2 separate regions of the Homo sapiens genome follow, and region 1 is linked to region 2. The links are chromatin loops, found by intact Hi-C in ENCODE. Cell type or tissue: psoas muscle. All regions are shown on one strand. Each heading gives the region's core, and the rest is flanking DNA. Links, peaks and the distances in the headings are about the cores only.

The links. Hi-C counts contacts between places; a loop is a spot of excess contacts. Peaks named below come from ENCODE experiments on the same cell type or tissue, not always from the same donor. Only the 100,000 strongest peaks of a DNase experiment are listed, where the experiment ranks them.
Region 1: it touches region 2 in a loop (2.7-fold over the local background); 2 of 110 quality-filtered maps call a loop at or near these places.

What each region holds. Positions count from the first base shown.
Region 1 is chr13:41,213,985-41,230,436 of GRCh38, forward strand. It overlaps MTRF1 (mitochondrial translation release factor 1), which reads right to left. Exons shown (of 10, transcript NM_004294.4): 8 at 12,448-12,584; 9 at 9,272-9,370; 10 at 2,385-3,244. The coding sequence ends at 3,131. The region is part of intron 3 of KBTBD6-DT (KBTBD6 divergent transcript); the gene reads left to right. Among named protein-coding and RNA genes, the nearest start is that of KBTBD7, 28 kb to the left of the region's middle. RefSeq lists a silencer at 8,366-8,415. In psoas muscle, for the core only: a CTCF peak has its summit at 8,446 (motif pointing left); no DNase peak of the experiment used is centred there.
Region 2 is chr13:40,967,033-40,983,484 of GRCh38, forward strand. ELF1 (E74 like ETS transcription factor 1) reads right to left here. Exons shown (of 9, transcript NM_172373.4): 2 at 14,951-15,250. The coding sequence starts at 15,022. Among named protein-coding and RNA genes, the nearest start is that of ELF1, 44 kb to the right of the region's middle. RefSeq lists an enhancer at 7,944-8,093 and a silencer at 11,093-11,284. In psoas muscle, for the core only: a CTCF peak has its summit at 7,813; no DNase peak of the experiment used is centred there; H3K4me3 peaks cover 819 bases; H3K27ac peaks cover 623 bases.

The DNA.
Region 1 (16,452 bases), core at 4,647-12,646, 250 kb after region 2:
CTGGACCTGGGGACCCCAAGAGCCCGTTGGTGCTCTACACCATGGCCAAGCTGATACCTGAGGCTGGCATGTCCGAGTCTCACTCAAGGTCCACAGCATACTGCCTGTGCATCGCTGTTGGTTACTCAGGGCCCATGGGCTCTTTAGTCAGCAGGTGATGAAACCTGCAAGACTGAGTACTTCCCTTCAAGGCAGAGGGTTCCCTTCTGGCCCAGGGTGTGTCTAGAAATGTTGTCTGGGAGCTAGGGCCTAGGATGGGGGCCTCACAATTCTGTCAGGTGCCCTGTCCTATTGTGGTTGAGCTGGTATCCAAGATGCAAGACAAAGTCCTTACTCTTCCCTCTCCTCTCCTCAAGCAGAAGGGAGTCACTTTTATTGCTGTGAGCTGCACTGCCTGGGGTTGGGGGAGGGGTGGCACAAGCCCTTCCTTAGCCACCCAACTGGTGTCCCATGTCCACTGGCTCTGCACTCAGCACAGAACAAGGATTTACCTAGCAACTACAGTCCTTGTGGCCTAGACTGCCTTTCAAGTTTATTTAGGACCTTAGAACACTTTAGCCCACAGTGTTGAGGCTTGCTGAAACTCAGGTTCTGACCGCTGGGATGGGCAATTCCCCTCTGGCTAGGGCTGGTCTAGATGCTCCCTCTGTGGATGGGCATCTGCTGAGTTTAACTCAGTTTTGCTTTCTGCTGTGACCAGGCAGCACTGAGTTCAACACAGGGTCCCAAAATTGCTGTGCTTTCCCTCTCTCAAGGGCACAGCACCTGCTGCTGCTAGGGGAACGGGGAAGGAGCAGCGTTACCAATTCAAAACTATCTTTCCTACCTTCTTGCAGTGATATGAAGTTAAAATCAGGTACTGTGATTGCTAACCTGATTTTTGGTTCTCATGAAGGTGCTTTTTGTATGTGTAAATAGTTGTTAAATCAGTGTTGCTGCATTGGGGGACAATTGGTAAAGGTTTCTACATTCAGCCATCTTGCTCAGACCTCTCCTGATTGAACTATTTCTTAAAAATTATTGTGGCTGGGCACAAAGGCTCACATGTGTAATCCCAGCACTTTGAAAGGCTGAGGCAGGATGATCACTTAAGGCCAGGAGTTCAAGACCAGCCTGCGTAACATAGCAAGACCCCATCTCTACAACAATAAAAAAATTATCTGGGTATGGTGATGCATGCCTGTAGTCCCAGCTACTTGGGAGGCTAAGGTGGGAGGATTGCTTGAGCTCAGGAGTTCAAGGTTACAGTGAGCTATGATCATGCCACTGCACTCCAGCCTGGGCAAGAGTGACACCTTGTCTCTAAAAAAATAATTTGGCTGGGCGCAGTGGCTCACACCTGTAATCCCAGCACTTTGGGAGGCTGAGGTGGGTGGATCATGAGGTCAAGAGTTCAAGACCAGCCTGGCCAAGATGGTGAAACCTCATCTCTACTAAAAATACAAGAAAATTAACTGGGCGTGGTGGCACACACCTGTAATCCCAGCTATTTGGGAGGCTGAGGCAGAGAATTTCTTAAACCCAGGAGGCAGAGGTTGCAGTGAGCCGAGATCACGCCACTGCCCTCCAGCCTGGGTGACAGAGCGAGACTCTATCTCAAAAATAAATAAATAAATAATTTATTTTAGACTTTTTCATTATGCTTGAATATTTTCAAAATAAAAATTAGGGAAAACATTCCTCTTTAATGTTTACATACAAACAATTCCATTGGCCTTAAAACTCTTAACTAGTCTTTCTTGGCACATAAACTCTTCTCTGAGGAGTAACTAAAATAATAATCCTTTCTTTTTTTTTTTTTTTTTTTAATTTTTTGAGATGGAGTCTTGGTCTGTCACCCAGGCTGGAGGGCAGTGGCGCGATTTCAGCTCACTGTAACCTCCGCCTCCTGGGTTCAAGCGATTCTCCTGCTTCAGCCTCCTGAGTAGCTGGGATTGCAGGCATCCACCATCATGCCCGGCTAGTTTTTGTATTTTCGTAGAGATGGGGCTTCACCATGTTGACCAGGCTGGTCTTGAACTCCTGACCTCAGTGATCTGCCCGCCTCGGCCTCCCAAAGTGCTGGGATTACAGGCATGAGCCATTGTGCCCAGCCATTCCTCTCTTTTTAACTTGAAACGTCTTCGGAACAATTACTAAATACATCATGCCACTCTGTATTACTTGGTGATTTACATGTTTAAATCCTTCAGTCAACTGCAAGCTCTTTAAGGTAAGGACTGGGTTTTATATAATGCTGCACAAAACTGATCTCAGTGTATTACTCATATTACACATCTATTGATGCTCATTAAGTTAAGCCAGCAAACAATAACTTTTTTACTCCAGCTTGCCAGGAGTAAAAAAAAAAAAAAAAAAAAAAGAAATAGAAGTCAAACAAAGAGTCTATTTAAAATATCAGCTTATTGTTTATATAGTGTGGAATTCATACAGCAATCAAAGGGCTTTACTGTCTGTACCCAGATGCTCATTGTTATTGAATGACTCATATTCTTCATAATTTTTATTTAAAAGTTGCAGTCTAAGTCTTAACTTTAACATGATTAACAGTATTATGGTTTTTCTTTATGTTTTGAGTTTTTTTGTAGACATGGGGTCTATTTTGCCCAGGCTGGTCTCAAATTCTTACCTCAAGAGATCTTCCCCCTTTGGCCCTTCAAAGCACTGGGATTACAGGCATAAGCATCCACTATAGGCCAAGGTACTTTGTATTTAAATAAAAGGTTTATAAGGAAGTCTAAAATTCATATTTTACTAAATTTTACCATATTTTCCTGAAGTAGTAGATTAAAAATATATTTAAATTAATTCATAGATGGCTGGGGAAAAAAGGCATATAAAGAGAACAAGTGACTTGTCCTAAATGACACAATCAATTCTCAATACTTTCTCTTTTCAATGATGCATGCTTATTTTCTACTTGATGAGTTGGATTGTACTTTACAGGAAACCTAAAATAAATTCTTAGGTCAGGAAATGTGACTTCGATTAATTACAAAACATATATTTATGTGTAATGTGTTCTTAAAGCTGTAATTTACAAATATTCATAATGATTTCCAAGCTTCAGTCTGCCTCTTGATATAGGTCCATTTCATTTATATAATCATAAATAATAATAAGTTAGTATTTATTTTGCTGATTTAAGGTGTTCATCCAAAAGTTCAGCAATGGCTTCTTCATCTGCTGATTGAAGCAGTCTCTGAATTAGCTGATCCAGGCCCTTCCCACCACATAAAAATTCCTGGTAAAAGAGAGAGCTATTATGAAACCTAATGATTAGAAATATAAGCAAAGACTTTAGTGTTTATTTATTTAATTTCTTTGCAGTCATTATTTAATAACAATAAAGGATTACTAATGTTCTGTAATACAATGAACACAATCGCTAACTTGGGAAGATCCCCACTCTGTAGAAGAATTCAGTTAGCATTTTATTTTAAAATAAATCTTCTGAGATTTGGATTTTCCTAACAACTCCAGAGACAACAAAACAAAGAGATCTAGATGGACTTTTGAAACTGACCACCTCCCTCCCTTTAAAATTCCACTGATTGGCTTTTATGACAACACCATTCTAGGCTCTCAAACCATCTTTAGGAGAACGGGTTTGCTGGATTTTCTCTTATTGTACCCTAAAAAAAAAATGCTTTTATTCTTGTCCTGAAAATTCTACCCTTTTCACTCACATTATGTTATTTCCCAGAGGAAAAAGACTGAAAGGTCTCAATTCCACAAGCAATTTGTTCCACAAGCATTTTGTGCATTAATGCACATACTGCTCCTTGCCAACTCCTCTGGATCTGACTGAGAGGAAGCCTCCCCCGACCATTCAAGCTCACCCTTCTGCTAATCCTCAAAGTTTAGATTATTTCATCTGTAAGTGGTTTATGATAGTTTTTTATTTTTAAACCGAAAACATGATGATCTAGAAGTCCTGTGTAACTGAAAAATATTTTTGTTGAAATATTTAGGGGTGAAGTGTCTTTGAGGTCTGCAATTTGCTTTCAAATGGTTCAAGAGCAACACAGGTTTATAGAGAGACAGAGGAAATGGTGGGGGGAAAGAGAAGGAAAATACAGTAAAATATTAACAACTGTTGAATCTAGGTATAGTCTATATTGTGCTGATTGACTAATCTTTTTTTTTGAGACTGGCTCTTGCTCTGTCGCCCAGGCTGGAGTATAGTGGTGTGATCTCGGCTCACTGCAACCTCTGCCTCCTGGGCTCAAGCAATCCTCCCACCTTAGCTTCCCGAGTAGCTGGGACTACAGGCACATGCTACACACCCAGCTAATTTTTTTTTTTTTTTTTTTTTTTTTTTTTGTAGAGATAGGATTTTGCCATGCTGCCCAGGATGGTCTCCTGAGCTCAAGCGATCCTCCCACCTCTGCCTCTCAAAGTGCTGGGATTACAGGTGTGAGCCACTGTGCCCAGCTGACCCAATCTTTAAACATTATGTAAACTTGAAAAAGTTTGAAATAAAAAGTTGAGAAAAAAAATTTTCATGTTTACCACTAAATAACTCCACTGGGTGAAAACTGTTTTGAGTTGACTTCCCTGAAGTCTCGTCTACAGTTCTCTGAAAAATGACTAAATTAATGACTTCAAGAACTTTTCCTGTATAACAGAAATTCTGTGTAGTAAAGTTGTTGGGATTAATGAATTTGTACATTGCCATTTTAGAAATGCTTGAAATTTAGACACTGGCTTAATGAAAATACTTTAATGTTGGCATCTGGAACACAAAACATTTAGTTTTGATATAGTTATGAACTAATCTTATAGTTAAGTCTTTCTTGAATGGTCTTAAAGTTGAACTTTAGGAAGTGTACACACACATCTCTCAAATTAAGGTAAAGGATATATCTTACTATTTCTGTATTCCCCAAAGTACCAGCATATAGTAAAACCTCAAACTCTGAAATTAAACAGAAAGCAAAAACACTATGATATAACTTTAAAATTAAGGTTTATATCACTTTGAGCAAAATATGAAATTGCTTTTAAAATCAGTGTGACTAGGCCAGGAGCAGTGGCTCATGCCTGTAATCCCAGCATTTCGCAAGGCTGACGCGGGCAGATCACCTGAGGTCAGGAGATTGAGACCAGCCTGGCCAACATGGTGAAACCCCGTCTCTACTAAAAATACAAAAATTAGCCAGGCGTGGTGGTGTGTGCCTGTAGTCCCAGCTACTCAGGAGGCTGAGGCTGGAGAATTGCTTGAACCCGGGAGGCAGAGGTTGCAGTGAGCCGAGATTGCGCCGCTGCACTCCAGCCTGGGCAACAGAGCAAGACTCTGTCTCAAAAAAAAAAAAAAAAATGTACCTGGTACTCAAATTATTATAGTATTGCCAAGGTAATCATCTTTGGAATTGATGTAAAAGGATTATCCCTCTACTGGGAGTCAAACACATTAGATTCAACTGGATTAACCAGAGTGCAGGAGATACAAAGGTCAAAGATGAATGAGTCATAGTTCCTAACTTTCAGAGGCTAACAGTCTAAGTAGAACAGCTAGACAAATACATAAGCATCACAAAACAATATAATAAATTAAAAAATGAAGGAGAAGAAAGGAAGGATTGTAAGGAACCATGAATTTTGAAGAAAGGTGGCATCAGGGAAAGATTCAGGAAGCCAGAAAGTTTTGAATTTGGTTTTACAAAGAGAATAGTATTTTCCCGAATAGAAATGAGCTGGGCATTTCCATCAAAAGAAGGAGTATTAGAGGCTGGGTGTGGTGGCTCACGCCTCTAATCTCAGCACTTTGGGAGGCCAAGACAGGCAGATCACTTGAGGTCGGGAATTCAAGAACAGCCTGACCAACATGGGGAAACCCCGTTTCTACTAAAAATACAAAATTAGCTGGGCATGGTGGTGCATGCCTGTAATCCCAGCTATTCCAGAGGCTGAGGCAGGAGAATCGCTTGAACCCAGCAGGTGGAGGTTGTAGCGAGCTGAGATCACACCATTGCACTCCAGCCTGGGCAACAAGAGCAAACCTCTGTCTCAAAAAAAAAAAAAAAAAAAAAAGAATGAGTATTAGGACAGGAAAACTGCTGGGGGCGCGGTGGCTCAGGCTATAAACCCAGCACTTTGGGAGGCCAAGGTGGGTGGATCACTTGAGGCCAGGAGTTCGAGACTAGCCTGGCCAACATGGTGAAACTCCTTCTCTATTAAAAACACAGAAAAATTAGCCAGGCATGGTGGTACACACCTGTAATCCCAGCTACTCAGGAGGCTGAGGCAGGAGAATCACTTGAACCCAGGAAGCAGAGGCTGCAGAGATTCCACCACTGCACTCCAGTCTGGGCAACAGAGTGAGAATCTGTCTCGGAAAAAAAAAAAAAAAAAAAAAACAGGAAAACAAAGTACATTTAAATCTCTAAGGCCAGGGGAAATTTCCAGTGTAACTGGAATATAGAGCAGGAGATAAGGCTGATGTCAAGAAATCTGCACAAGGACATTGAGAAACAATAAAAATGTGAAACAATACATTATATGGTAGTCTGTGCTTATTAGCTCGATAAATAAAAGTAAGAAAGTTACCTAACAGAAGAAGTCATAATGAGAATACCAGGTGATCTCACAGAATCCAAGGATAGGAATGTGGAATGTGCAGGGTCACGACTACCACCCGTGGAATGAGACTGAGCCTTGGGAATAAATAAATGTAGGGACTCATATCATCAGGGTTCTTTCTGTCTATTTCTCATTTTTGCTTTTCTCTGTGTATCAATTTCATTCTCTTCTCACTGAAGATGCTTTCTCTTGGTGGCTGAAAATGTGGCCTCTAACCTCTTACATGCTTTATATATTGCAGTTTCAGCCACCAAGAGAGAGAATAATCCTCTCCATCTCTGATCTTAAAATCCTGGGAAGAAACTCACTGGCTAGGACTTATTTGGGTGTCCACTCCAAACAAATCCACTTTTGTCCTGGGTCAGGATCACGATCATGTAAGAATGCAGCAGCTCTGTCAGAAACTGTGGATGTGGTACGAAGGGCAAGTTCTAGAATAAGGGAGGAAAGCTAGGCAAAAAGTTCCAAAAACGCTCACATTCTTTCCTATCTACCCCTTCCATTTGTCCAACAGCTGTTGCCCTGGGGTTAAGATCCTTATCACTTTTCCAGCTTCATCTATGATTTGGTTCCTAAGTTATTCACTCTTTTTTTTTTTTTTTTCTGAGACAGAGTCTTGCTCTGTCGCCCAGGCTGGAGTGCGGTGGTGCGATCTTGGCTCACTACAAGTTCCACCTCCCGGGTTCATGCCATTCTCCTGCCTCAACCTCCCCAGTAGCTGGGACTACAGGTGCCCACCACCATGCCCGGCTAATTTTTTTTTGTATTTTTAGTAGAGATGGGGTTTCACCGTGTTAGCCAGGATGGTCTCGATTCCTGACCTCGTGATCTGCCCACCTCGGCCTCCCAAAGTGCGGGGATTACAGGCGTGAGCCACCGTGCCCAGCCAATTATTCACTCTTACTAGTCTCTTTACTGTCCTTCACACAGATTTTAATGTTTTACTACAGCTACCTTTTTTCATGCTGTTTTCAAACTTTGTTCCTTTCACTACTATGGAATGTCTTCTTCCAGTAGACTAGTTAGTGATTATTAGAGCTTACCAGTGTTATTTTCCTTATTACTTCTGAGTCTGGCATGCTAGTTTGGTTAGTGATATATTATTATTTAGGCCAAAGTCAGATATTTTATAACTACAGAAGCCAGTTAGTTACCTTCCCTTTGTTTCACAACCGAATACTATACTATGCACCTATGGTCCCATCTAAAAGATATTACTGGTCATAAGAATGTGGCTGTCTCCGAAAAAATTGTCACTACTAGAAAAACAACTGAAAGAACATAGTGTAATTAGAACAATATGGCCAAACACGTTTCGTTAATACTGTGTGTTTCCGGAGGAAAGGGAAATTAGCAAATATTTTCCTCCTTTTCAACATGGCTATGTTCCTAAGCAAGATAGCCTTATCCTGCTGAGGAGACAGAGGATGTGGCATAAGACATACAGAAATTGACAAACATATTAACCTTGTATAACTAGGACTTTTTTACAAGGTATATTTCCCTTGTAAAACTAGGACTTTAATTTTGAGAATAGGATGGGACAGAGTCAAGTGAAAGAAGCCTTAGGTATCACATGGCACCAAGGAAAAACATCAAAGATTTCTGTCTGCTGCCTTTTCCACATAGTCCTTTATGGGACCAGTTCACTTTCTCCTTCAGTGGCAACAAAAAAGACATTTTTCTGTGCTTCATCATTAATATATTTATATATTTATGTCAGTGGTCTTTGCTGGATGCGATTTAGATAGGTTAATGTTCAAACAATCTTGACCGAGTCTTTTCCCCAACAGCCTAACTGTAACACCTCAATCTAATGAAGACACATTGTGGTAGGGAGAATTCTAAGATGCCCCCTGGTGTACACACTGTGAATAACTCCCTCTCAGTGCAGACAGGACCTGTGAAAATGATGGAGTATCATTCTAGTGCCTAGGTGACTAAGCAGCTGACTTTGAGTTAATCAAAAGGAACATTATCCAGGTGAGCTTGACCTAAACAGGTGAGCCCTTAAAAAGGCCCGAGTCATTCCTGCAAGAAGAGATTCAAAGTGGGAGAGAGTCTCTGGAGGTAGCCACTGGGAAACAACTTCCAACAGTATTTACGCGCTGAAAAGCAGCCTCCAGCTGACTGTCAGCAAGGGAATGGGGGCTTCAGTCCTACAATCGAAGGCAATGGCATTCTGCTGGCAACCACATAAACTTGGAAGAGGACCCCAAGCTCCAGAAGAGTATGGAGCCTGGCCATGCCTTGATTTCAGCCTTGTGAGATCCTGAGAAGATAACTAAGCTCAGTTGTCCCTAGATTTCTGACCTACAGAAATCATGAGATAATACTTTAATCATGGGTACTGCTTTAAGTTGCTATATTCGTGGTAATTTGTTACCTGTCAATAGAAAACCAATACCCATGTATATATGCAGACTGAATATACGTTCATGCATTGTGATTGCATAACGAAGAATTTGGAATTTAGAAAAGACCATTGTTTCAAAATGGCATAAAGATCATTATTTTTTTAACCAGCAAACTAATAAAAGTGTTTGTAAATTTTAGGGTGGCTTAATGATTTAAATTACTTGGTAATATTTTAGATATACTTGGTAATATCTACATATATGTTCTAGAATTTGACTATATTTTCTTCTGAAATCAAAGGTAGGCAAAGCATACTCAGTAGTATTACCTTAATATCACGAACTTCATATGCTATCCTGTGGTCACTGACTCTATCCTGGGTGAAATTATATGTCCGAATTCGCTCTGACTGGGCTCTTGTTCCCACCTGTGCCATAACAAAAAGCAATTTATATTTTACCTTTATAAATGTCTTCATTACAATGGAAAAAGCACTTGGCAAATGACCATTTCAACAATTTAGATACTTTCTAAAAGACATATATACAAAATGACAAAGAAAAAGAATGGGCAGAACTTAATGTTTAATACTACAGGTTTGTAGAGCTCGGTTATAGAATAAGAAGGAATGTTTCTTTGATATTTCAAACTCCAAATCCTTAAAATCAAATTAATCATCTTTCCACTCCAATCAGTTCCCCCTCCTGGTTTCTATAAATGACAGTACCATGTATTCTCTTTTATCCAAGTAGAAAATTCTGACATTCTGCAATTTATCAAACATTTTGTGGGTCTGAGTTTACTATGCCAGGCTTTGACAAAGATGCACACGGCGGGAGAGACCATCTTCAGTTCATCCCATTCTCCAACTGCCCATTTCCAATTGGTTTCATGGGTCTCTTATTATATCCTGCCCTTTCCATTTCTCCTCTCACTCATGGACTCATTACTTTCACCTACAATTCTGCAAAAATCTCCTGATTAATCTCCAATTTTTTTGCTCACATTGTGCTGCCCTGCTTACTCTTCCTACAGTACAGTTTTCTGATAAATTTTCTTTGGTTCCTTCTTGTCTACTGAGCAGACACAACTCAACTCAGCATTCAAGGTACTTTGTAACGTGGCCAATCTTCCCAGTGTTATTTCTGAAAATTACGTTAATCTCCATAATGCCACTAATAATACTATGTCATTATTATGTGTGTGTCGGTTATCTCTGCTATAAAACATCATCTCAAGGGATGCCCTTCTCTAATACTCTCCTACCATTTCTGCCTTTCTGGCCCCAGCAATTGAAATACATTCTCTTCTTCCCTGAAATCCACTGTACTTGGAATGTTCTTCATGGCACACCACAGTTTGTCTCATGCTACAGTTATTTGCATTCTTCTTAGTCTGCTCATCTCCTCCACCTCCCCAACACCCGATATACACAGCACCCTGTGTCAATTGCTGTCACTTTTTAAAATAAGATATTTCTATAACTTATTGTCTTAAACCCTAAGGCAAGTGATATGAAACTAAACTCCTGACCATTAGAAGAATTTTTTTAAATTATGGATTCCTAAGCCCAACCTCAGATATAATGGATCAGAATTATGTATTTTGAGAACATCCCAGATCATCTCTTCTGACAATCAGCCAAGTTTGGAAACCACTGTCCCAAAGCACCATATTAATGGCCAGGACCTCACTCCAGATCAGTTACATCAGAATCTCTGGGGTGGGGCCTGGGCATCTACGAAAGCTTGTTAGGTGATCAGTGGAACCAGGATTGGGAATGTGGCATAATGCCTTCTGTATAAAAGCCAAGTGTATATCTTGGTTGAAGAAAAAAACTTCTAAGCCTTAGAAATCCCTATTAAAACATTTCAGGTAGGTGGATAAGTTATTCAAGAGGCAGTGACGTCTTTTTTGGCTTGTCAATCAGACTACTGAAGAAGACACATGAACAATTTGCATAAAGCCAATCTTGAATACCTATTTTAAAAATTACTTTGTGGGCTGGGTGCAGTGGCTCACACCTGTAATCCCAGCACTTTAGGAGGCTCAGGCGGGCAGATCACATGAGGCCAGGAGTTCGACACCAGCCTGGCCAACATGACAAAAACCCATCTCTGTAAAAAATACAAAAATGAGCCAGGCATGGTGGTGCATGTCTGTAATCCCAGCCACTCGGGAAGCTGAGGCACAAGAATCGCTTGAACCCGGGAGGCAGAGGTTGCAGTGAGCCAAGATCGTGCCACTGCACTCTAGCCTGGGTGACAGAGAGAATCTGTCTCAAAAAAAAAAAAAAAAAAACTTTGTGCAACGCCTGGTGCCAAAATGTTAAACGGCAAGTAAATCCAAATGTCTTTTTAAAATTCAAATGTGGCAGAGTTCATAGTGTCTGTGGTTATCACTTATTTGCCAAGAAGTGATGGTGTGTACCCAGGGTATATTGTTTGCTTGTTAAAAGCAAAAATAAGTTATGGTTTGTAAATGAGCATTCCTATCTGCAAGTGTATACACTGATGATGCACTACAATCTGGGATTACCACTAATAGTGTTAATATTATTTATCCTGTCACTTTTATTACCTGCAAGTTAGCGTGTAGGTAAAGAAAGCTAGAAACGTGAAAGTGTGAAAAAGCTAGGATACATCTAGATGAAAAGTATAACTAATGCTTAGGTTTAGACAATTCATTATCCTAAAAGGCCACAAAATCTTCCAAATTTAAATTACTGTAGCATAGCCAGGTGTAGTGGCACGTGCCTGTAATCCCAGCTACTCAGGAGGCTGAGGCAGGAGAATCGCTTGAACCAGGGAGGTAGAGGCTGCAGTGAGCCAAGATTACGCCACTGCACTCCAGCCTGGTGACAGAGCGAGACTCTGTCATTAAAAAAAAAAAAAAAAAAAGAATTTAAATTATATATTAGGTTTACTTAAAATAATGACATTTATTCATTTTGCTTAGAATTCATCTATTTATCTATTTGAAAAAGTAACACTATATCATATATATTGTACAAAATTCAAAAAGTACCAAATGGTACATAATGAAAAATAAATTTCCTTTCTACCCCTTGTCCCTAGTCTCCATCAGTAGTATTCACTGTTCCCAGTTTTTTGCAGTGCCATTTGTATTTGATCTCACATAGAGTTATAGTACAAGCATAGGTTTTAATTTTTAGAAATAAAAAACGTTCTTAATTCTCAAAGAATTATTTGTCTTTTAAACCGTTTTCTTCTTAAGACAGTAATGATATAAACACAAGAGGGAAACAACTAGGAAATAATTTTTAGTTTATACATCTTACATTTACTAACTTGCAAACTGGTATGCCCAAGTTTAGCCATAACCCATCAGTTCATTTGTACTGAGTTACTGCTTATTTACAAAGGAGCACATTTCTCTATGCTCTAAAACATTCCCATTTAAGCAAGAACAAACACTGCATTCTCTACAGAAAATGACTTTTCTTTAAACAGTCACTAAATTATTATACCAAGTAAATCTTACCTGCAGTTTTCTAGCACTTTGTTGCTGACGCTTGTCTTTCTCAATAATCTGCTGGTAGAGTCTAGCTCTCAACACACGAAAGGCTATTTCTTTATTTTTTATCTGTGATCTTTCTTGTTGGCATTCTACTACTAGCCCTGAAAAATAACAGGGATCAGAAGGTAAACTGTAGCTTCCACCAAATTAAGATAGAACCAAGGAACAGTTAAATGAGACAGGTTAATCAGGAAAAGATCACAAAAGATACAAACATTTTAGGTTTAGCACACTTCAGAAACTAGCTGGGTTATGATTATAGCTGTAGTTGGCTCTTTAGATTCTGATATGTAAATGAGAACTCCGTATGAGCACCCAGAAAGCAGCAGCATCCACAGATGATTACCTGTCCTTTCAGTCCCCGAGCTTGGCCTCTTCCTCCTAGCTCATCCGGGCATTTCTGCAGCTCAACAAACAGCAAACTACTGCTACTCCCTATACTGCGCTGCTCCATTCTCTGTCCAACTCAAGAAGAACTTGCCTTTTCCCCTTTCAGTCACAAATATACACAGAGCTGAGGTTTTAAAAATACCTTTATAATGGCTGGGCGCAGTGGCTCACACCTGTAATCCGAGGATTTTGGGAAGGCAAGGCGGGTGGATCACAAGGTCAGGAGATCACGACCATACTGGATAACACAGTGAAACCCCATCTCTAAAAATACAAAAAATTAGCCAGGCGTGGTGGCATGTGCCTGTAGTCCCAGCTACTTGGGAGGCTGAGGCAGGAGAATCGCTTGAACCTGGGAGGCGGAGGTTGCAGTCAGCCGAGATTATGCCTGGTGACAGAGCGAGACTCCGTTAAAAACAAAAACAAACACAACAACAAAAACCAAAAAAAAAAAAACTTTATAGAAAAAAGCCAATGAAAAGACGCTACTCAGAGTCTTTAAAAAGAAGAATTTATAGTGAATGTTTCTGAGTTTTCTGAGTTCTAAATTTCTAAGTTGTTCTGCGTAGTCTAAGTTAGCTGGGGTCCAGCTAATCAATACATCTAACCTCACACAAGTTTTGGCTAGCCAGCTTCTGCATTTGGGTGGGTTTGGCCCACTGTGTAGTCCAGTTCCTGGTCCAAATCCAGCTCTGAAACGATCACTTCTTGAGGCTGTGTTGTTCTTAACTTTGCAGCTACCACTCTGAGGTCCGTGTCAAATCCTGCTCCTCAGTACATTAGAGGAGAAAGGGATTTTCTTTCTGAATCACAGAAACTAAAAACCAAAAGCCCCATTAGCTTAGCCTATCTGCACCGATACAGTGGTAAATATTTTGCTGGAGATGTAAAGAATTTCTATAAAGTTCTATTCTCTGAACTATGTTTTCTCCCTGTCTAAATAAGCTACAGTCACTACCTGCTAATACTTTTAGTAGGGCACTGAGGTTTCACCTCTACTAGTTTAATCACTTCCTGACTGCTTTACTGCAGCCATCTGGTTGGACTGGGGGCACTGGCTGGCCCCCATCTTCCAGGTATTTGTCTGGAGTTTTCTTGACTCTCGTATCCTTTTTGTACTACCCAAAAGAATATGAACATTTCCATTTTAAGACGGCCAGGCTTTCATGAGCTCTCCTCCACATTCCTCTTCTTGTCAGCTGATCTGTACTGATTTTTGCCTAAGCACCTGTATTATTCCTATCTACTCACTCAGGTTAGAACTTTTAGATCAAAACTATTACTTTCCAGCTCAGTAATTCCTAAGGGAATCACTTTATTATGTATTTTATTATAATGTACTTTCTATAGAGGAGTATTTAATAATGAGTACTCCCTTAAGAATAGAAGATGTAGAGGGAGGGAAGGTGTACTGAATAATAGAAGGGGGCTGGGCACGATGGCTCACACCGGCAACCCCAGCACTTTGGGAGGCAAAGGCGGGTGGATTATTTGAGGCCAGAAGTTCTGAGACCAGCCTGGACAACACAGCAAGATTTCGTCTCTACTAAAAATACAAAAACTAGCCAGCGTGGTAGCTGCACCTATAGTCCCAGCTACTCAGGGGGCTGAGGTAGGAGGATGACTTGAGCCAAGAGTTCGAGGTTACAGTCAGTGAGCTATGATCATGCCACTGCACTCTAGCCTGGACAACAGAGCAAGACCCAGTCTCAAAAGAAAGAAAGAAAGAAAAACAAAGAATTACAGAGGCCATCTTTTACTCACCAACTGGTAATAAACTAAAAAAAGCCCACTTTAATGCACAAAATATTCATTTGTCTTCATCCTTATCTTGGGATAAATTTTCCCAAGAAAGGTAATATTCCCCTGTATAAACATTTAACCATACCCCTATGAATAACTCTTCCAATGGTGGAAAATGAAATTATCTAGAAGCAGTGGTTAGAAAAAAAATACGATTCTTCCATGACATGGAGAAAATAGAAGAATGAGCTATATAGTTCTCACTTTGAATTCTAGCAGGGACGGTTCCTAGTCTAAGGTCTTAGTATGGAAGAAAGAATGGGAGAAATGGAAGAAAGGCTGAGTTTTCCTTGAAGCAGATGCTGAAACCATGGCAATCCTCAAAATATGGAAGAAGTAGGCTGAAGAAATCACTTGGTCATAACTGCATGGCTTCATAAGGGTTAGGTCTTGACATGCCTTGCTTGCCTAAAGGGAAGGTTTGAGGGTAGGCCTTCAGGCCTCTTTGAAACCAAAGACTCAGATCTAAGTGGCTAAAAAATAATTGGCCCAAGGTAAGTCTGGCAGCACAATGATAAGTCACTTTCTTTTCCCTTTATTGTTAGTTGACATGTAATAATTGTACATATTTATGGGATATAGAGTGGTATTTCGATACAATGTGGAATGATCAAATCAGGGTAATTAGCACATCCATCACCTCAAAATTTATTTATCATTTATTTGTGTTGTGAACATTCAAAATCTTCTCTTCTAGCTTTCTGAAAATATGCAATAAATAAATCTATATTAACCATATTCATGCTATAGTGCTACAGAACACCAGGACTAATTCCTCCTATCCAGCTGTAATTCTGTATCCTTTACCCAACCTCTCTCTATCCTCCTCTCCCCCTTACCCTTCCTAGTCTCTAATAACCACAGTTCTACTCTCTGTAAGTCACTTTTTGTAAAGTCAGCAATTTATGGCTACATAGGGTGGTTTTACAACTTGTAAGTTTTAAAGTATTCTGGTTTGTCAGAGTTTTGATCACCTTTTACCCAATTTTTTACCCATTTTAATTTTTAATTCATCTTAAGCTAATTATTACTGTTCTGGACTGTGTATAATATAGAATGATATCCAACAATACAGGGTTTAGGTGAAACACATTAAGTATTCAACAATTTATGGACTGTTGAAATAAATTATGGCAAGTTACAAAAAGTATAACCTCAGGACGGGCATGGTGGCTCATGCCTGTAATCCCAGCACTTTGGGAGGCCGAGGTGGGCAGATCACTCTAGGTCAGGAGTTCGAGACCAGCCTGGCCAACATGGTGAAACTACGTCTCTACTAAAAATACAAAAATTAGCCAGGTGTGGTGGTGCACACCCATAGTCCCAGCTACCTGGGAGGCTGATGCAGGAGAATAGCTTGAACACTGGAGGCAGAGGTTGCAGTGAACCAAGGTTCACTGGCCACTGCATGCCAGCCTGAGTGACAGAGCTAGACTCCATCTAAGAAAAAAAAAAAAGTATAACTTCATTTTTGGGGAAAAAATGGCATATTTTTATATGTACAGAAAAGAATTTGAAAGGATGTATACCAAAGATATATGCCAACAATGGTTACTGGGTTATTATTACGGATGTTTTATGTTCTTTTGCTCATGCATATATTCTTTTCTTTTTTTTTTTTGAGACGGAGTTTCACTCTTGTTGCCCAGGCTGGAGTGCAATGGCGTGATCTCAGTTCACTGCAACCTCTGCCTCCCAGGTTCAAGCAATTCTCCTGCCTCAGCCTCCCGAGGAGCTGGGATTACATGCATGCGCCACCAGGCCCAGCTAATTTTG
Region 2 (16,452 bases), core at 2,860-10,859:
ACAAATTAAACACTGCACTTGCTATGAAAACACATCTTTGAGACAAATCCCTGTGCCCAGCCTTCAAATCAGACTGAGGCCCCAAAGCCTTATCCTATGAAGACACTGCTTTGAGGACTTCTGAATTATTCTTGAAATCACTTCCTTTTACATTTGATTTAAAAAACAAAAACCCAGCACCTTACTCTATTACAACACGATCTGACAGTACCTTACCATGCAGCAAATGCACTACATACACACATGGTGAACAGGGTGTAACAGTAAAAACTCAGGTTCTTATTTAAGGTAGGACTCCACCATGGCCTGGGTATTTGAACTCATGCAAGTTATCCAGCCTCTCTAAGCTTTAGTTCCTACATCTATTCAAAATAAGAATAATAGTATCTTCTGGAATTGTTGTAAGAATAATGTGTAAATAAATCATTTGTGATAATGCATGGCATATAGTAAGCAATAAATAAAATGTTTTGATGATTAAAGCCCTTCAATATTTGATACGGATAGAAATAAACACTCTCAAAAACTGACTTACTACAATCTCACATGGACAGGCATGGTTTTGTTTTTATTTTTTTGAGACAGGGTCTTGCTCTGTCGCCTCGCTGGAGTGCAGTGGCGTGATCACAGCTCACTGCATCTGTGAACTCCTGGGCTCATGCAATCCTCCTGCCTCAGTCTCCCAAGTAGCTGGGACTATAGGCGTATGCCACCATGTCTGGCTAATTTTTTTTTTTTTGTAGAGATGAGGTCTCTCTATGTTGCCCAGGCTGGTCGCAAACTCCTAGGCTCAAGCAATCCTCTCCTGCCTCGGCCTCCCAAAGTGCTGGGATTATAGGTGTGAGCCACCATGCCTTGTCCTTTTTGTTTATTAATTATTTTTTGCTTTATTTATTATTTCTTTTGCTTTCTTTAACCTTTAAGCTTTGTTGGGATTTGATTTTGTTTTATTTTTAATGAGAATAGTCTTTTCAAAACATAGGTGAACAAACCTTAACCATCCACACTTAGCAACAACATTTAGCTTCAACTAAAAGCAAATGTTGATACATATGTGTGTTCACTTTGTGAAAATTCATAAACTGCATGCTTATTACCGACATACATTTTTATATTAATGCTACACTTCAATAAGAAGTTTAAAAAGCAGAGGTCCATCTGATGGGAGAAACAAAACTTCAAAACATCTTCAAAATACTATGATGGTATTCCTTCATTACCTCATATAAACCATGATAAAATTAAAGGAAATCGCTACACACAGTACATCTACATGGATAAACACACACAAAAAATTAGGGTGACTGGTGAACAAAGTGAAAAGTTGAAATCCTTTCAACAAATCCCCATGGCACATTTTTAATAATTATCTTTGGGAATAAATAATACAGAACATATTTATATTCCAAGAGTATGAAACATCATTGCTTCCTTTCCATATAGTGCCCCTCCTCAATGGTTTCTACTATTTCTAAATTCCAAAGTGTATTTTAAATGATTTCAGGAATTGATGTATTACACAAAGCAAGCTAGGATTGTACAATAGATTTCCAAAGCCCAGTACAAAGTTTTCTGTGAAGAATTCTTCATAGCCAAATTCTCCACATACTTTAAAAAAATATGCCACTAAAACAGCTCCAAATATTTCTGTTGATTAACTCAAGCTCCCTGTAAACACTTTCTATATTCTTTTTTTTTTTTTTTTTAGACAGGGTCTTGCTCCGTTGCCCAGGCTGTAGTACAGTGGCACAATCACAGCTCATTGCAGCCTTGACCTCTGGGGCTCAAGCAATCTTTCCACCTCAGCGACATGAATAGCTGGGAGAACAGGCATGTGCCACCACACCCAGCTAATTTTTGTGTTTTTTGTAGAGATGGGGTTTTGTCATGTTGCCCAGGCTGGTCTCAAACTCCTGGGCTTAAGCAGTCCATCTGCCTCAGCCTCCCAAAGTGCTGGGATTACAGACATGAGCCATTGCGCCCAGGGACCTATTCCTTATTATAAAATAAAAAGCAGTTTTAGCAACCAGGCAGAAAAGTTTATGTAGTTGTAGTACCCACTGCTCAACACATTGGTCTAAATTATAAGAACATCATAGTTTTACTGACTACAGGTGTAGTACATGAGTCTAGTTCTTAAAAATGTTATACATAAATGTATTTGGGAAAAAGTAAAAAATCGCACTAATCCTAGATATAATCAGTATAAAAGACAATTTACTTAATAGTCTTCCATATTCTCTTTTTCCTTTATGGTTCTTTTTCTCTCTTATACCCTAGCATAATGGTTAAGAGTTTGGGCTCTCTCAGGTCAGTCAATTTCAATACAAGTGGCACTTTACAGTTGTGTGTTTCTGGGTAACATGCATTCCTTCAACCTCTTTGAGATTCCTCATTATACATGTTTTCCTTACTTGTAAAATGGGGATAACAAGAGTTGTCACACCATACAGGCTTTTAAAGATGAAAATATAAAATGCATATCACGTGCAGGGCCTGGCAAGGGTAAGAGACAATAAGTGTTCATTAATTATTAAACAGCACATAAATTTTTAGATTAGCCTAGTGTTTATATGTGTGTATGCAAATTCTGCCAGGTTTTGGTATCAGTGTTATGTCAGTTTTGTAAAACTGAATTAGGAAACTCTCTCTGAACCGAAACTGTTTAAATTAGTTCATTAAATTTTTAAGACAGGGTCTCTGTCAGTGAGACTCCAGGCTAGAGTGCAGTGGCACAATCATGGCTCACTGTAGCCTCTACCTCCTAGGCTTGAGATCCTCCCACTTCCGCTTCCCAAGCAGCTGAGATCAGAGGTACAGGCTGCCACATCATGCTAATTTTTAAATTTTTTGTAGAGATAGAGTCTTACTATGTTGCCCGGGCTGGTAAAGTTGAAAATCACTCACTCACGAAACTATCTGGGCCTACAGGTTTTGTGCATGTGGGGATTGTTCCCTGGCAATTTCCTCAGTTTCTTTCATTGTTACTGGCACATTTTCAAAGAAAAAAAAATCTACATTATTACCATTCCAAAAACTTAAAATATTTCAATGCATTAGCTCAAATGATATAGCAAATCCTTATACTGTTCTGCATTATCCCATCATCCCTTAAAATATAAACAAACAAATCAAGTGTCGTCAAGATTAATGAGGAAATTAACGAACAGCTAAAAGACAAATTATCCTCTAGTTGATACTCTAAAAGAGTGTTACTAAATCAGAACTGGAATCTAGACTTATTTAGTAATTCAGCTAGGTTACTTTGAACAGTAATTACTCTGGATGCCTTTGTAAGCTTGCCCTACAAATCTATCACAGGTGAAAGATTCTAATACAGGTCTCCTAGTCACTTAGTAATAAATTCAAGATAACATTATACTATAGAAAACGGGAAAAATACGATCTCTATCATACAGTGACTTGTAAGAATCCAAGTGTATACAGAAAAGACTGTAAACTACAAAGAGCTGTACAAGATGTTAGGCAGTGTTATCTTTACATTGTATTCAAGACTAAGGCAAGTAATGTTTTCTTGGCATGGAGGTTAACATGCAAAGATGCTGCTTTGGATGTTAATCTTCGTGCCAAGTATGTTTGGATGTTAACCTCCGTGCCAAGAAAACATACTTGTCTCTATTAGCCTCCTTACACTTCCCAATGGCGTTTGTTCTCTAATATCCTCATTTTTATGGATTATGTACCTGCTATAAATGTCACATAGATAAACATGTGGTTTAATTAAGGGGAAAAAAGGATTCAAGTGTCTGGTCAATGTACTTTCAACTAAAAAAACTCACTACAGCGCTGTGTAAAAAGTGTTCTCTAGTCTCTGTCTTTGGGAGTCTTTCAATATAATAAACTATAAAATAGAATACAGTGGTACCCCTAATGTAGTGATGACGGAAGCAGCTACTATGTTAAGGACGTCATATGGCTTTATCCACTCAATCCCCACAACACTAGGCTATATATTATTGACACATACTAGTCACCCAGCCAGAAAAAGCTGAAATCTGAACCCAAGCAATCTGACTCTAGAGTCCACAAGTTTAACCACTACCAGTACAGGATCCTATAGATAAACTACTTAGAATTTATTACTAAGTCATAATGAAAGTCTCATTTCAATTAACGCTTGGATAAAAAATGTATATTATATATAGATTGATAGTTATCTTCTAAATGATCACTGTATTAGACCTACAGCTGAAACAAGTTTGTTTTCTTTTTCTTTTTTTTTGAGACAGGGTCTTACTCTGTCACCCAGGCTACAGTGCAGTGGCAAGATCACAACTCACTGCAGCCCCCACCTCCCAGGCTCAAGTGATCTTCCCAACTCAGCCTCCTGAGTAGATGGGACCACAGGCAGGCACCACAACACCCAGCTATTTTTTTAATAGAAACGGGGTCTCCCTATGTTGCCCAGGCTAGTCTCAAACTCCTGGGCTCAAGCGATCTTTCTGCCTTGGCTTCCCAGAGTGTTGTGATTGCAGGCATGCGCCACTGCGTCTGGCCAGTATTTGAGTGTTTCTGAAAAAATCCTGGCTTCTCTCTTGCACAGCACCATCAAAAACATAAAGGTCTAAGTAAAATGGTCTTTTCTCCAGAATTCCCCAAGATAATGTTTGAAATTCCATTGCAAATCCTTGTGGAGTTATTTTTTAACAAAGTCTAATCCTAGTGTAACTGTGTCATGACAATTGGCTTTCTTTAGTCTTTGCCTAGATTCTTCTTTTTGTAGCCAGGATAAATTACAATTTGGCCATACATCTCAAAAAGTAAGAGTCAATGAGAATGATCTGTTTTCTTATTGGAATGTCCACATTAAAAGCTTAATAGTATTGGTGGGTTGTGTATGTGTGGGTATATGTAAACAGAATCAGTTATGAGGTAAACAAACAGGTAGTTTTTTTTTGGGGGGGGGTATAGTAAATTTTAACCAGATGTAAATGTTTACTTTACTTACAAACTAAGTAGATTAATAAATATCAGAGTAGTCACTACCAGACAGGTAAGTGTTTTAAACATGCAGATTCCATATAACTCAAAGAATTTTAAAAAATCATAAAGGGCAATTTCTGCTATGAAAAGATGGACTTTGACAAGAATCTTATACAATATGTACACAGCAAAGAATAAAATGAGGTAAGGCATCCTTGAATACAGGCAGTTTAGCTACAATAGAGTCTCTCCCAGAATGGAAAATTCATACTACCTGCTCATAGGTATGGGAGAAATTAGTGGTACTCCAAAAAAACTGAACAACGCCAGGGCAAACTATGTCGAAACAAATGTTAAAGGAAAATGCTCCCTTACGGCATAAGTCCACCAGATTTTTAAAATCCTGAGTCACAAGTTTATTGGCTTATTCTAGAATCAAGACAGCCATTCTGGATTATCAAAGGAAAAATGTGACAACAGAACAAAACAAAACGATCTGAATGAATTTGTATAACTGGTATGCAAGTCACAAAAATCACTTTCATCACCTCACTTACCCAGTTGGATAATAGAGATTATCCAGTGTAAGACAAGAGCTATTAAAGCTTTTTCTTGATTTATCTCAGGTCATTAATATGAGGACTGTTCCATGTACCATGCTATAGGTAAATGCATTGCATAAGCATTTAATGCTCATAACCTTGGGAGGTAATTCTGTTATTTTTGTGAAAGAAATAAAGCTCAATGATATGTAAAAACTTGTCTAAAGTTACACAGCTAGAGCCAGGCTCCCAAATTGATGTTTTTTTAATGCCATATCACACAGACTCTTGATTGACAAACATCAGTTTTCATGATTAAATGTTATGTCAAAGTTGTGGGCAGTGGACTGAACACACACTAATCAATCACTGTTTAAAAAATCATCTCCCACCTAAGTCTTTAAATAATACATTATTTCCGAATGTGTGTGTTGAGGTAGGAAAGGGGAGGGAGGAGATTACAGATAGCTGGGCTTCCCAGTAGCTCCTTTCCAACAGAACAATGGAATTTTGTTCTAAAAGTTCTTGTTTTTATTTTGCATATGCCACAAAATAAAGTAGAATAGGGCAAATGCAGAAATCATGTAAAACCATAAAATATAATAAATCATTAAACTGTCACCTAAAAGATCACCTTTTAGGAGGGAAGCTTCTTTCCTAACTTTAATCTTCGCATCATCCTGCTGATAAGTTTCCTGGTCTCGTATCTTCAGTACTTTCAACATCACATTTAGTGGGAACAGGTTAAATGGGTCAGCTTACAAATGTTTTACCAGTCAAAATATTATAATGTAGCATTTCTAACAACAATTCCTTGGCAATTTTCCAAAAGAAGAATTGCTCTAATATTGAGAATTTTGGTTACTATTTCTAAAACACACACAAACAATTATTTTCATCAGTACTCTCTAAATATGTTGAAAATGACCCTCTTTTTTAAAAAAGGCCAGTTACACTAACTGTTTATATAACTGCCTATCTTTTATGTGCTATGTGTTCACTGAAATGGAAAGGAGACAAAAATTTTCAAGATCACATAGCAAAACTAAGACACATCAAAGGTGTCAAATGTTAGGGGAAATTTTTTTAAGTTATTTTTAGAAGCAACAGAGGTGCTAATTTCCTTTTTTTTTTTTTACCCAGGAAGGCTATTCTAGGTGATTGAGTATTTTCTGGGAGAAGACGTTGCCAACTCTATTTCTGACAAGAAACTGACCAACACAAACCTCATTTTAAAAAGTGTTCTTTGAAAATGTGTACAGAATGGATAAATAAAATGTGGTATATCCATATGATACAATATTATTCAGTAATAAAAAGAATGGAGTAATGATACATGGCACAACACAGATGAACCTTGATAACAGGATGCCAAAGTAAAAGAAGCCAGTCGCAAGACAGCACATATTCTATGATTCCATTTACTATAACTGAATTGTCCAGAATAGGCAAACATACAGAGACAGAAAGTAGATTAGTAGTTCCCAGGAGCTAGGAAGAGTGGGGAAGAATAGGTCATGACTGCTAACAGGTACAGATTTCCCTTTGGGGTGATAAACATGTCCTAAAATTGATTATGGAGACAGACATACAATTCTGTATAAACTTAAAACCATTGATTTGTACACTTTAAGTAGATGGATTATATGGTATGTGAATTACATTGCAATAAAGCTGTTTTTTTTAAAAGGTACATATACAGGTATGCCAGGCATAAGAACCATCTACCTGTAATTATACTAATTAGCTAAAATTAGTAACACTTTTTTGCCAAAATCATAAATGCAGGATATAATAATTCTTCCATATTTTAAACTACTTTTCACCACTTACATGTTGCAGTGGCTAGTATTATTCAATTAGTGGTTAAAGGCACAGGCTGGGTTACAATTCCTAGCTTTATCACTTAGTAGCTATGAAATTACAGGCAAGTTGCTTCCCTTCGCTGAGCCTCACTTGACTCTTTTGTAGTGAGAATTAGGAGCACCTACTTCTTAGGATTGTTGTAAGAATTAAATAGGATAATCCCTATAAAGCACAGTGCATGGGGCAAGATGCTCACTAAACACTAGCTACTAAAATTCACCACTGAAAGTTTCTGAAGCCCATCTAGTCCATGTTCTACCCTATACAATGATCTCATCTTATTCATTTTCAGGACGTTATCCCTGGGCCTCTGTGGGATGGCTAGGGGGCAGTTAAAGGAAGATTTTGCAAAAAAGAGTAATAAGTTCCTACTCTCCACACTGACTCCTCTTTCATAACAACTATCAGCCTCCTTGCTGCCAAGAATGGGCAAAGAGATAAGCCAAATGTTAGACCACAGGCAGGGTTGTTCCTTCACTTAACCTGAAGAGGGCCTCAGCCTTTATGCAAAGTCAGATCTCCCCCAGAAGGCAATCAGGCTTGTAGCTGGGGACTCTAAGACATAACTCCTTTGATAAAGACTTTTCCAAGTGTACCAAAAATAAACAAGCAACCTCTGTATATTAGTTTCACAAATGGCCAAGCTTTTAATGGATTTCTTAAGTTTGATATGACAAGATTTAAAAAGAAGGCAACCAAAGCAGATAGAACCTGGAATTTTAAGGTAAATAACAGAGGATCCACTAAGTCCACGTACAGATCAGTAGCAACACTCCAGCTTCCTGCCCTTCTCATCACTGGCGCTGAATAAGTTACACATTAAACACTATCAACTCATTCCTTCTACCTTACTTTATGAGGTACACCTAATCTCTGACCTAACAGAATCTTGCCATTCCAGTTGAAAAATGGCAGGTTGGTGTGACTTATCCTCTTACATACAGGAAATAGCATATAAGGAAAAAGGAAAGTTCTATATGAATGTTAGTTTCTCTGATTTTTTTTTTGAAAAACAATTTTAATATACAACAGAGTAGAGGGAAAAACAAAAGCATCCACATGCCTACAACCAGATTTAATAAATGTGAACAACTGTCATTTAACACATTTTATTTATTTACAATTTCAATGACAATCTTTAAAAGTTATTTGAAGTGTTTTCCACTAAATGTACAACAGATCAGTTCCAAATACTTCAGAAAAAAGATTCCATGAGCATCTGTTTCTGGTCTTAGAACTGTAGTGACATGGCTACATTGTCCCTGCACCAAATGAGAATGTGGACAATAGGTCCTGGGAAAATGTATTCTGTGGTCAAGACAGCTGTGGGCAAGGTATCACCCTCTCATTATTCAGAGATGCTCTGATATGATAAGAACCATAACTGAACACTTATATATCCCAGATCATCTAGCAACAGGTAAGTTTTACCTATTTTATAGAAGAGATCACTTATTCAACAGATTTTAAAAAGAAAAAAAATCTTTAAGAGGACTCAGTGATATTAAAGGCTTTGGTAATATTAAGGGGAAAAAAGACAATGTCTTACTTCAAATAATTTAACACATTTGAAAAAATTAGTAATGTGTATATGAAAATTTAAGATGGCAAACGTGAGACTGATAATAAGCAACATAGAAATAACAGAATAAAGTTGTTAATTCTTGAAGGAATTATTTTAGGATGAGTTCCTGGAAAAAGTATGCTTTGTTCTAAAATCTTGAAAGATTATTAGACTTAAATATGCAACAGGTATGAATGTTGGAGATCATTTCTGAGCAAACAGTGGGGAAGCAGGAAAGCATTCTGGAAAATTACATAGTGTGAAACAGGCACACTGTGAAAAGTTTCTAACCATAAATTAAGATGTTTGGACTGATAATGAAGTCAAGAGAATCTGTTAAAAGTTTTGGTACACTCTACTGCTCTAGAACACCTCCTCTTCTTCATCTGTCAGATAAACTAGATCCTCCTTTGAGATCCAGTTCAACTTCCATGGTGAAGCATTCCCAAAGTTGCAGTGCAGTCAATGGCTCCATTCTCAGTATCCACAGCACTTTGCATTTATCTGTGTTACATTGAATAGTGTTTCCCAAACACTGCATGAAAAAATCACTGGGCAGCTTGTATAAAAGACAGCAAGGCACTGTTATTCTTTTTGTTTTGTTTTGTTTTAGACGGAGTTTCACTCTTGTTGCCCAGGCTGGAGTGCAATGGTGCGATCTCAGCTCACTGCAACCTCCACCTACCGGGTTCAAGCAATTCTCTTGCCTCAGCCTCCTGAATAGCTGGGATTACAGGCATGCACCATCACGCCTGCTAATTTTGTATTTTTAGTAGAGATGGGGTTTCTCCATGTTGGTCAGGCTGGTCTCGAACTCCTGCTCTCATGTGATATACACCACCCGCTTTGGCCTCCCAAAGTGCTGGGATTACAGGCATGAGCCACTGCACCCGGCACTGTTACTCTTTAACCTCCAGGAATTAGCAGTCGGAGGAAGCCAATTTACACCCTAGAGAGGAAAGTGCTAAGACTACCTTCTTATATTGTGATGAGATTCTATAAAAATTTGTTGTTCCACATGTTCATTTTTTCCATGTCACCAAACTTCTCTCTAGTGACTTAAGTCTATTAAACACAAATATGATTTGCCAGAAATTCTACTTTTAAAACCAATGACTGAAAAAAAAATACAGTGTTTTTTTCATATAATATATCAAAATTATAAAAAGCATTAAACTATGCCGGCTGTTCTTCATTAAATTAACTCCTGGAACATTTAAGTAAATAGGTTTCCTTCTCTTTAGAAACTTGTATCCATAGACTTCTGCTTGCTTCTTCTTCTCATACATTCACCATGCTAACACGCTTGTTAAGATCAAACCAAAGCACCATTGCATAAAGGGATATTGCATTCAATACTGATGGGGTTGCTCTCCCATAGAAGTGCTTCATTCTCAGCTACAAATATTCCCAGTTTAGAACAGACAGCAACAACAGAGTTTTAAATTGTCAGCATCAACAGCATTGATATTTCCTTTCCAACACCCCCGCCATGACCCCTGCCATCTCCACTCAAGAGTGCCAAGCAATTCTGGAAAATATGAACTGAATAAGGGAAGATGATCAAAATGCTGGCAACCCTATTAATAGTGTCAGTTTCTTTAGACTAATATATATTTATAACCTAGACCATAACTGAAAACAAAAAATATATTCTAATCTGGTGCCTTCAGTGATTTTATAAACAGCCAAAACAGAATACATTATTTTAAAAGTCATAAATACTTTTTAACTTTAAAAAGTTAAAAATCCCAACAGGGTTTTCATGTAGCTTAACAAGCTAACTCTAAAATTCATTCAAAATCCTATTCCAATTTGGGGGGAGGAGGATATCCTATCGGATATCAAATCTATAAAATGATTCTAATGAAAACAATGTGATACTGGCACAATATAAAAACAGTTCAACGAAGGAGAATACACTAGGAAGTTCAAAACTGAAGCCTGTACACATGGTAATTTAGTATTAACAAAGGTGGCAGTTTAAGTGTGAAAAACATAAAACATTCAATAAATGGTGAAGGGCTAACACCACTATTTGTGGGAGTGGGGGAAGAATCTTCAAATCATGAATACCTCACATCATACAAAAATAAACTGCAGATGGACTGAGGAGCCAAACATATGAAAGATACTAGAAGAAAATGTAGGCCGGGGGCGGTGGCTCATGCCTGAAATCCCAGCACTTTGGGAGGCCGAGGCAGGCAGATCCCGAGGTCAAGAGATGGAGACCATCCTGGGCAACATGGTGAAAGCCTGTCTTTACTAAAAATACAAAAATTAGCTGGGCGTGGTGGTGCGTGTCTGTAGTCCCAGCTACTTGGGAAGCTGAGGCAGAAGAATTGCTTGAACCTGGGAGGTGGAGGTTGCAGTGAGTCAAGATCACACCACGGCACTCCAGCCTGGGTGACGAGGCAAGACTCAGTCTCAAAAAAAAAACAAAAAAGAAAAGAAAATGTAAAGAGAGTATATACTAATTTTAGGAGTGACAGGAGTGAAGAGAATAAAGCTTTCCTAAGCAGAAGGCAAGAAAAGCCCCCAAAACTAATATTATTAATTTGTAATATTGACATATTTTATTAAAAACATTTAAAATTTCTATAGCGCACAAGATATCACATTGTTAAAAGACAACACTAGACTGGGAGAAAATGTCAATGATTCTAATGTAGTGACCATAATACTTAAAAAATTCCCACTGGGCAAAAGGATATATTAATAAGTAAATCAAAGAAAACTCTAATTGAAAATAAATAAAATTTACAAATAAACCACTTCACCACTAGTAGTCAAGGAAATACAAATTAAAATAGTAAAATGTCATTTCCACCCTAAAGACTGGCCAAAAAAAAAAAAAGGACTTCTGTTGATAATGGTTTGGGAAATACACTATTAGTAGTAGTAGAAATTAATACAGCTCCTCTTACCCCCCGCAACTTTTATTTTAGATTCAGGGGGTACATGTGCAGGTTTGTTACATGAGTATATTGCTTGTTACATAGGTGAGGCTGAGATTTGAGGTATGATTGATCCTATCACCCAGGCAGTGGGCACAGCACCCAATAGTTAGTTTTTCAACCCTTGCCTGCTTCCTTCCTTCCCCCATCTAGTAGTCCCTCTTTATGTCCACGTAACACAGACTTGTCCATCTTTATGTCCACGTAACACAGCCTTTTAAAAGAATATTTGTATTTATATTTTTAGTAAGCTCAGTAATTCTGTTTTTAATAACCCTACAGATATAATCACATAAGTGTACAAAGATACACTACACACACACACACATAATGACAAAATTATAGTGCTCCGTAAATATTAGCTATGAGCCAGACATAGTTCTAAAAGCTTTAGAAACATCAACTCATTTAATTCTCACAGCAATCCTATAACTTAGGTTCTATTATTTTCATCCCCATTTTGCAGATGAGGAAACCAAGGAACAGAAAGGTTGAGTAACTTGCCCAAAGTCACAGAGATAATAAGCAGCGGAGCCAAGATTCAACCCAGGCATTTCAACTTCAGTACCTGAGCTCTTAACCACCGCTACTACTAGGTAGATCTACTGCCTTCCAAACAAGGATGTTCACTGCAATATTGTACATCATAGCAAAATGCTGGTAACAGCCATGTCAGGAACTGTAAAATAAATAATGGGCTGCTCATGATGTAAAATATAAATGATGTAGAATCAACATACACACAAATATTTATAATAAAGTGGAAACAAATGAGACACAAAAAAGATTTAGCATAACTTCATTTGTGTCTTAAAAGCAACCTCTGTATGCAGTTTTGTATATATGTATGTTCATTTGTTCAGACATTTTTCTAAAAAAATTACACACAAAATATTAATACTTAATACTAGTTTCTTCTGGGAAGGAAAACAAGATTAGGACTAAGGGTGAAGAGAGATTTTTCACTAGTTATTTTATGTATCTTTTTATTAGGTGACTTCTTTTATTAATACAAATGGCACGTTATTGCTTTTCCATTAAAAACAAATTAACCTAATAAGCAAACAGGGAGGTAGAGCCCCAGGTTAGGTAAGATGCTAATATCACCAACAGCACTGGATCTACCCTCCTGCAAAGCAGTTACATTTGCTATGCTGATGGCCACAGACTGAAGACGCCAAAACTCACCAAGAGTTGTAAACATTTTGATGCTGATTATAACACAGTAAGATTGTCACACATTATTGCAAGAATATATAAAACATCATTAGTGAGAATCAAACTGGCTGAGTTCAAATTGTGGCTCTACTATTTACTGGCTGTATGATTCCAGGAAAGTGACTTAACCTCTTGATATCTCAATTTCCTCATTATAAAATGGGGATCAGTATTTACCTTACATGGTTAATACTTATAAAATCCTTATAACACCTGCACAAAATATAGATTCATTTTGTTAGACAAAAACAAATAACTTAAGAAAATACATATATGTACATGCTGATGTTAAGCTAACAGTACCATCTCCCTTTCCAAAAACATAAATAACCTCTGCAAAACAAACTAAGTATATCATACATAGTAAGTGTATAAGTGTTGTTTTGCAAAACTCTTTTTAGGCTATGTAGACACATGTATGAATATGGTACCATAATGTAAAATTCACTTCTCTCATGTTCCAAAGAGTGTCAAATCCACTATAACTAGAGCATATTAGTGAGTGGCTTAGGGCTTTGTCCTCTGCTGCTACATCCTGAGATCAAACCTCACCACATCAAGCCTAGCATCTATATACAGCATCTTTCATTTAAGAGGGCTGCATAGTAAACACACTGTTTCAAACCTTAATATACACACAAACATCCTGTCTTAAACCAAATTCAAAACACCTTTCTTCCTAAAATATATTTTGTATTGTCTCTAGATTAAATCCATATCACTATTAATATATTTTTAATCAAGACTAAGCAATTCTCTCCCTGAACCTGTTATCCTCCCTAGTCAAAGCTCATCCTGCTGTTAAGGCAACTTAATCCAAATCCTCACCTTTTGTAGGTTTATTTATAAACTTTTTGTTCTGTCACTTCAATGGACAACACAGCTAAAAAAATTTTAATTTTATAAAAATCATTAAATTCACTCTGCCAAAAGTAAGAATTTTATTATTTGTAGTAACTATGTTTCCAGAATAAAGGCATTACATATTATAATTGGCCTATTAAAATTAGGTGTTGAGCATTAGGCTTATTTCAGTGATAAATCAACTTTAGGTTGGTTCTCAAAATATTTTTCCTAGTACCCTGTCTGAGTCTCTCCAACACGTACACTATTTCTCCCATATCATGTCTTACATTCCCTATATAACTTGTTTAAAATGAAGTTAATTGTAAAGTCCCAAGAAACTCTAGCCTCGTTCCAGTTCTTTTGTGTGTGTGTGTGTTGTGGGGAGGGGGGAAGGAGACTAAAATTAATCTTAGATCCTTTACTCAGTATCTCCTAGATCTTTTTTATGTACTGAAAACAGTAATTTGCACATCTTATATAAATTCACTGAAAGCCGATTTAGAAATTCTTCAGTTCAATCCCCTCATTCTGCAGATGATGAAATCTAGATCTAGAGAAGTTAAGTAACTTCCTCAGAGTCACATGCTTTGGACTGAAATGATGTATGATTATGGGACCGCTAACGTTGTCTCATCTACTTGAAGAAGTAGCCCATGATTACAAACATTAATTAACCACATACATTAAAAGGCAGTATATTCTCTAGAACTTTTCAAAGTACTTAAAAATAATTACTTAAGGCATTTAGTGTTAAGTCTCATTTTACAAAAAAACAAGCTGAATCCCAAAGGTATTACTTCCTTGTTACCATATCAAAGCTAAGGATAAGACTTATTCTTCATGAATTAACTGGTGCTTAAAACATAGTATAATATTTCCTCCAAATATTTCATCTATAAATTTTTACTTTCAATAAAGTTTCTCTCATTGTCTTTTAAAGGAAATAATTTTCTGATATGAATAGAAAAATCATAATAAAGTCATTAAAATGAAATTTTCTCTGAATCTCATACCTGTCGTTCATCCTCCATGACGTTACTAGCAAATTCAAATACTAGGTCGTTCTGTTGGACAACAGCAGCCATAATAAAGCATTCCCCTTAGATCCACATGAGAAAAATTCCAAGAAGATTCACGTATCAGGCAGCAAAATCCAGTGACTGATTTGGGTAAAAAACCCTCAGCTCTGTCTGTGGAGTAATTGTATACCCAAGTTTTCTTTAGGGAAGGTGCTTCAGTTTTCCTGGTTCATTGATATTCTAGTCAAATTGAGACAATTTTTCTGAAATTTTTCTTCTCTCAAGCTTCTTGGCCTAAAAAACAAAAGCTCAGATTAGTTATGAAAAAGCAATCACCCACTTAGGATATAATAACTGATACAGAGGGCAGTATCGCTAAAGCATTTTTTTATTATTAACGTTTTTAAATAAAATCGACACGACTAATGCACATACGCTCTTTTTTAAAAGTTACATATTTTATTTGAACAGTTTGCTCCTGCTAAGATCATCTGTCACTACTGAAAATTATGCCTCTCTCCCCCACTCTCCAGTTAAACTACTGTTAAAAGTACTCAATATTAAAAAAAAAAAAAAGGTCAAAAAACCCCAGCAATAATGAGGGTTGTAATCGCAATAAAGGATATATAAACAATTTCCTTCTTTTCACCAACTCAGCAAAGCACATACATAGAAACTGCTACCCAATGAGTAATTTCACAACGTATATATTTTCACCTTTAAGAGGATTTATATAAGGATTTAAAATCAAATACATTTAAAGTTTAGTAAGAAGTATTTTTAAATCTTTTAAAAATAAGCAGAAATTAAAGCCCACTCTTTCTGTTCTTTAAAAAGGCTTCTGATAAGTAAAATGTTTTAAAAATTACCATGCTTAAGCCTGTCTTCAGTGGCTTCTTTTTTAATGCACTGAAATGTATCCTTATCTCTAGTATAGGCTTGCAAGCAACAGGAAGGAAACAGCACTTGACCACGTCATGGCAAATTAGAACATGCAAAGAACTGCACTTTACAATAGTAGAAAAACAGAAACGCAACTTAGTAGTGAAAACAATTTCACAGCGAAGGGACAAAGGCTTTTAAAATGTCTGCCAAAGATGTTTGCCTATTTAAAAAAAAAGTTATCAATACTAACAAAAGGAAAAAATTCTTTAGGTGTTTATCACAATCTTACTACATTTTCATCAAATGATTATGGCCTGAAAAGAAAGATACAAAAATAATCACATTAAATAACATTAGTTCTTTGAATTAGCATTTACAGTTTTATTACAAACACTTTAAAAAAGAAGTTGACTCCAAGGAAAGGATGGCCAGTAATTTCCTAATAATTTTAAAGAGACAAGTCTGGGGATGAAGCTGATCTAGTGAATCAGTTTCCCTGAAAACGTAAATCCAGCTAGTATGTGTCAGCCAAATCACTTAATCGGTTTCCTAATTTCTGTAAAGCCAAGTCCCTATGTGTCCTGGGCTTTAGGGGTCATCATGGATGACTG